Regions from separate parts of the Homo sapiens genome. Here region 1 is linked to region 2. Evidence: read pairs that join two places in POLR2A ChIA-PET (ENCODE). Cell type or tissue: Panc1. All regions are shown on one strand. Each heading gives the region's core, and the rest is flanking DNA. Links, peaks and the distances in the headings are about the cores only.

Evidence for each region. ChIA-PET counts read pairs that join two places held together with the same protein. Peaks named below come from ENCODE experiments on the same cell type or tissue, not always from the same donor. Only the 100,000 strongest peaks of a DNase experiment are listed, where the experiment ranks them.
Region 1: POLR2A ChIA-PET joins it to region 2 with 8 read pairs; 2 of 35 experiments call an interaction of 5 or more read pairs at or near these places.

The regions. Positions count from the first base shown.
Region 1 is chr2:218,965,393-218,968,424 of GRCh38, forward strand. No RefSeq gene overlaps it. Among named protein-coding and RNA genes, the nearest start is that of CDK5R2, 7.2 kb to the left of the region's middle. In Panc1, for the core only: no CTCF peak of the experiment used is centred there; no DNase peak of the experiment used is centred there.
Region 2 is chr2:218,730,056-218,733,087 of GRCh38, forward strand. All of the region lies in intron 2 of TTLL4 (tubulin tyrosine ligase like 4), which reads left to right. Among named protein-coding and RNA genes, the nearest start is that of TTLL4, 21 kb to the left of the region's middle. In Panc1, for the core only: no CTCF peak of the experiment used is centred there; a DNase peak (open chromatin) is centred at 1,706; H3K4me3 peaks cover 541 bases; H3K27ac peaks cover 1,437 bases.

The DNA of each region.
Region 1 (3,032 bases), core at 184-2,683, 240 kb after region 2:
AAAACCCCGTCTCTACTAAAAATATGAAAATTAGCCAGGTGTGGTGGCACATGCCTGTAATCCCAGCTACTCGGGAGGCTAAGGCAGGAGAATCACTTGAACCTGGGAGGTGGAGGTCGCAGTGAGTCGAGATCACACCACTGCACTCCAGCCTGGACAACAGAGCAAGACTCAATCTCAAAACAATAAATAAATAAATAAATAAATAAATGCAAAAAATAAACAATTAGCTAAGCATGGTGGCACACATCTGTAGTCCTAACTACTTGGCAGGCTGAGGCGGGAGGATCACTTGAGCCCAGGAATTTGAGGCTGTAGTGAGCTATGATCACACAACGGCACTCCAGGCTTGGTGACAGAGTGAGACCCTAATTCCAAAAGAGGAAACAAAACACCTGGAGAAAATATGGATTATTTATTGTTATTATTATTATATTGTATCTTGGGGTGGGTGGAGAATGTCTTTTTAGCAGTAAAAAGACCTTAAAGGAACAGACTGATTCATCTGAGACTCCATTTAAGCTTTTGAATGTCAGAGACATAGAGAAGAAAAAAGAAAAAAGTTCATCACATAACCCAATTTATTTTCTTCATAGCATTTGTTCCCACCTGATAATTTTTTTGTTATTGACTTATTTTGTATCCTTTCAATAAAAACAAGGTTGAAACACCAGTGACAAATGGAGAGAATGTATTTGCAACACAATATATTTTTCAATAGAAAAATAGCTAAAACTGGAAACAACTAATTCGCAAAAAGAAACGTAAGCAGGCCAGGTGTGGGGGCTCATGCCTGTAATCCCAGCACTTTGAGAGGCCAAGGTGGGCAGATCAAAAGGTCAGGAGTTCAAGACCAGCCTGGCCAACATGGTGAAACCCCGTCTCTACTAAAAATACAAAAAAAAAAAAATTAGCCGGGCATAGTGGCGAGCGCCTGTAGTCCCAGCTACTCGGGAGGCTGAGGCAGAAGAATGGTGTGAACTCAGGAGGCGGAGCTTGCAGTGAGCCGAGACTGCGCCACTACACTCCAGTCTGGGTGACAGAGCGAGACTCCGTCTCAAAAAAAAAAAAAAAAAAAAAAAAAAAAATATATATATATATATATATATATACACACACACACACACATATACAAAAAATTGGCTGGGCTTCGTGGTGTGTGCCTGTAATCCCAGATACTTGGGAGGCTGAGGCAGGAGAACTGCTTGAACCTGGGAGCTGCAGTGAGCTGAGATTGCGCCACTGCACTCCAGCCTGGGTGACAGAGCAAGACTCCGTCTCAGGAAAAAAAAAAAAAAAAAAGAAAGTCAGAAAGAAAAGAAATGTAAGCAAATGATAAATAAAAAGATACTTACCTTTACTATTGACCAAAGAAATTCAAGTCGAAGCAGCAATGAGATATTACATCTCTTACACTGACACAGATTATCAAAATGGAAAATTCCAACCATAGGGAAAGCATGGGAAAATGAACATGCTAATTAGTCTTTTGGGGAGATTGTCTGGATCAAAACGTGAAAGGCAGCATGCTCTTTGATCTAGCTACCACATTTCCAGAAATTTGCCCTAAGGAGATAAGTGGGAAAAGATCTGATGCATAGATGCCTGTCATACTATTGTTTATCATAATAAAAAATTGGATACAACCTAAATGAACATTAGAAGGAGATTAAGTAAATTGTGATAAAGTGATATTCACTGGGATATTATGGACCATTAAAAATTATACATCAGGCCGGGCGTGGTGGCTCAAGCCTGTAATCCCAGCACTTTGGGAGGCCGAGGCAGGCGGATCACGAGGTCAGGAGATCAAGATCATCCTGGCCAACATGGTGAAACCCCATCTCTACTAAAATACAAAAAATTAGCCGGGAGTGGTGGTGCGTGCCTGTAGTCCCAGCTACTCGGGAGGCTGAGGCAGAGGAGTCGCTTGAACTTGGAAAGCGGAGGTTGCAGTGAGCCGAGATCACACCACTGCACTCCAGCCTGGCCACAGAGCAAGACTCCGTCTCAAAAAAAAAAAAAATTGTACATCAGTCTGGACACGGTGGCTCACACCTGCAATCCCAGCACTTTGGGAAGCCGAGGCAGGTGTATCACCTGAGCTCAGGAGTTTGAGACGAGCCTCATGGTGAAACTTCGTCTCTACTAAAAATACAAAAATTAGTTGAGCATGGTGGCTGTGCCTGTAGTCCCAGCTACTGGGGGGCTGAGGAGGGAGGATCACTTGAGCCCGGGAAGTGAAGGTTGCAGTGAGCTAAGATTGAGCCACACTACACTCCAGCCTGGGCAGCAGAGTGAGACTGTCTCAAAAAAAAAATTGTACATCAATATATATTTATCAACATGACAAAAATGGCACGATGAAATGGAAATAGGAGATTGAAAACATTGTCATATCATCCCATTTCTGAGAGAGAGAGAGATTTAAACAGCTGTCTCCTTCTTGTTATTTAGATCTCGACTTAATAGACTCCTCCTTCTCATCATCATCTCCTGAATTAATCTCAATCTGTCCCACAGTTACCCTCAATCACATGCCCCTAATTTATTTTCTTCATAGCATTTATCTTCCTGAAAATATATTATTATGACCTAAAAAAGAAGAGAATTATAAGGAAAGAAAGAAAAAGAGAAAAATAGAGAGGGAGCAAGAGAGAGAGAGAGAAAGAGAGAGAGAAGGAAGAGGGAAAGAGAAAGAGATAAGGAAGGAGGAACAGGAAAAAAAGTGACACTGGACAGTGTCTGGAAAAGGAGAAACACATTTCTGCAGCCATGTCCCCCACTCCCCTCTCACACATCTCCAAAGTCCCTTTGCTCCTTCCCCCAACCCCAAGCTGTTTCCAAATCCCTAGGGTTTAACAATGTCCCTTGCTGGATAAGGGGAGTTAAGCTCCTGTCCAGCCTGGCAGCCATGTCTATTACACACAAAGCACATATAAGGTGCATGCCCACACACAGAGCATGGACACACATATGTGCACACTCTTACAAGGATCCATCCAAGAGCATTTAAAAAGCACTTCTCTATC
Region 2 (3,032 bases), core at 385-2,884:
GTACAAGATCATATGTCCTACAAATAATGACAGTTTTACTTCTTCCTTTCCAATCTGTGTATCTTTGATTTCTTTTTCTTGCCATGTCAAACTGCTTAGAATTTCTAGTATAGGGTCTAATAGAAATGGAGGTTAGGCATGGTGGCTCATGCCTGTAATCCCAGTACTTTGGGAGGCCGAGGTGGGCAGATCACGAGGTCAGGAGTTTGAGACCAGCCTGGCCAATATGGTGAAACCCCATCTTTACTAAAAATCCAAAAAAAAAAAAAAAAAAAAAAAAAAAAAAAAAAAAAAGAAAAAAAATTAGCTGGGTGTGGTGGCGCGTGCCTGTAGCCCCAGCTACTCGGGAGGCTGAGGCAGAACAACCACTTGAACCTGGGAGGGGGAGGTTGCAGTGAGCTGAGATCATGCCACTGCACTCCAGCCTGGGCAACAGAGCGAGACGCTGTCTCAAAGTAAATAAATAAATAAATAAATAAAATAAAAAAGAAATGGAGAGAGTGGACATCCTTGTCTTATTCCTAATCTCAGAGGAAAAGCATCTCATAATTGACTATTAAGTATGATGTTAGCTGTATCTATGGTCTTTTGACATGTCTCTATCAAATTTTGACCACTTCCTTACTTTTTGGCAGCACAAAATATTCCATTCCCATCTCCTGCTCTCCCTGCCCCAACCTTGGAATCAGCCATTTTTCAAGGAGCTCTGGCTGCTTTTATTAACAGATAGTATTTAAAATACTATCTGTTACAGGTGTGCACCACCATGCCGGGTGTGGTGGCTCATGCCTATAATCCCAGAGCTTTGGGAGGCCAAGGCAGGAGGATCATTTGAGGACAGAGTTTGAGACCAGCCTGGGCAACATAGTGGAACTCTATTGCTATAAAAATAAAATAAAGTAAAAAATTAGCTAGGCATGGTGGTGTATACTGGTAGTCCTAGCTACTCAGGAGACTGAGGTGGGCAGATGGTTTGAGCCCAGGAGTCCTAGGCTGCAGTGAGTTATGACTACACCGCTGCACTCCAGCCTTGGTGACAGAGGGAGACCTTGTCTAAAAAAAAAAAAAGAATTGGCTGGGCACGGTGGCTCACACCTGTAATCCCAGCACTTTGAGAGGCCGAGGTGGGTGGATCACTTGAGGTCAGGAGTTCGAGGCCAGCCTAGTCAACATAGTGAAACCCCATCTCTACTAAAAATACAAAAATTAGCCAGGCGTCGTGGCGGGTGCCTGTAATCCCAGCTACTTGGAAGGCTGAGGCAGGAGAATCACTTGAACCCGGGAGGCAGAGGTTGCAGTGAGCCAAGATTGTACCACTACACTCCAGCGTGGGCAACAGAGTGAGACTCTGTTTCCAAAAAAAAAAAAAATTTCACAAAAGCTCCCAAATAACAAGACGGTTCTGTTTTACAAAAGAACATTGCTTGTCCTCGCTGAAGTTTTGTAGTGGAATAATTGTTGCCTATTCCTTGTATTTTTCTGCCTTCATCACAGCTTATGAAGGGGCAGAGGGGAGATAGATCATTTGGTGCCAGTGAGAATGAGAGTTGTAACTACCTTGCTGCAAACGTTTACTGGGAGCCACTGTGCTTTTTGTGTGCTTTATGCGAATTTTTAAACTTCACCTCCCACAACTTCAGTCGGGGTATGGTACTTCCTTTCTCTTGTCTTTCCCTGAACATTCCAGCTGTGCGGTTTCAGAGTTGCATGTGATTCACTACTGATCAGTGCTCTGATTGTCATGAGTCACCACAAGGCCGTAGCTGCTCATGCAGCCTGGCTGTGAGGAGGACCTAGATTGAGGAATTTAGCTACAGAAATAGGCTTGTTTTCTTCTAAACTTGAACTCTGCCTGCTATAGCTTAGTGTTTATACCCTGTTTGCCCCTTAAGCCCTCCTGTTCCCTAGGGATCCTGTGTAGGAACAAGAAACACATTAGATCATTGCTCCATAAAATGTTAGATTATTCAAAATATCATTTTTCAGGTGAGGTCAATTTATTGGCCCCTAAAGTAAGTTCCTTGCAAGCTGCTGATTGGAGGGTCAGCTGATGGTAGATCCTTTGGACTTAGTAACAGAGAGTAAGTATGAATGTCTTGAGCTATCTTTAAGTAGTATAAATATGTAGTTAATCCTTTATAATTTACATAGTCAGCAATTACTCTTTATAAGTTTAGATTTGTTTAAGTTGGGAGTTTTTGAAATGGGCTTCCAGTAGTAGCCAGTACATAGCCTTCTACATATGTAAATACCTTTTCTCCTGTTGTCTTTCTTTTGATGTTTCTTCCTAAAATACTTCCTGGGAGATGAGCAGTCTGCCTTTTGGATCCTAGAGGCGCACATATACACAAAGTGTGCATTATCACAGTACACTTAGAAATATAAGGGACACTGGGAGAAAGGTCTTCCAGGTGTCATCGTAGGAGGGCAGAGTATATCACAGGGAATGGGCTTGATGACTTTGCTGAAAATTGCCCTTCGAGTATGTGCTGTCGGTAGGGTCTGGGTGCCAGACATTATTTGCCTCTCTGGACTTTGACTTTATGGCAGAACTCACTATGTTAGCTTTTAAAACAAGGTTCTCACTTCCTTCACTTCTTAGATTTTGGGTCTTCAGAAGCTTTTTAAAGTTTGTCACTTGCATTCCTGTAGGGCAGTGGGCAGGATGCGGGAAAAGATGACCTGTGGCAGTGATTGGGGGTCTGGGACCCAAGCTGCCTGAATGCTTTAGTTAGGCCTCTGCCTCCCAACCATTTGAGGTTTTGATCTCATCAGGAATCTCTATAAGGAGAAGGAAGGAAGTTGTTTTTAGCAACCATCATTTCCCTGTCTTAACGTGACACTACTTCTGAACCTCAAACACTGAAACTAGGTTGGAGCATTTGTATGTGATACTGTCGTGAGTGATACTGTTTACTTGGCATTCTTGAAGTTACTCTCTGCAGAGTATCTGATGCAACAAATTTGTCTTTGCTTGGTAATTCCTAACACAGCCATCTTATCCAACCTTGGATATCTCTTACTAACTTTGG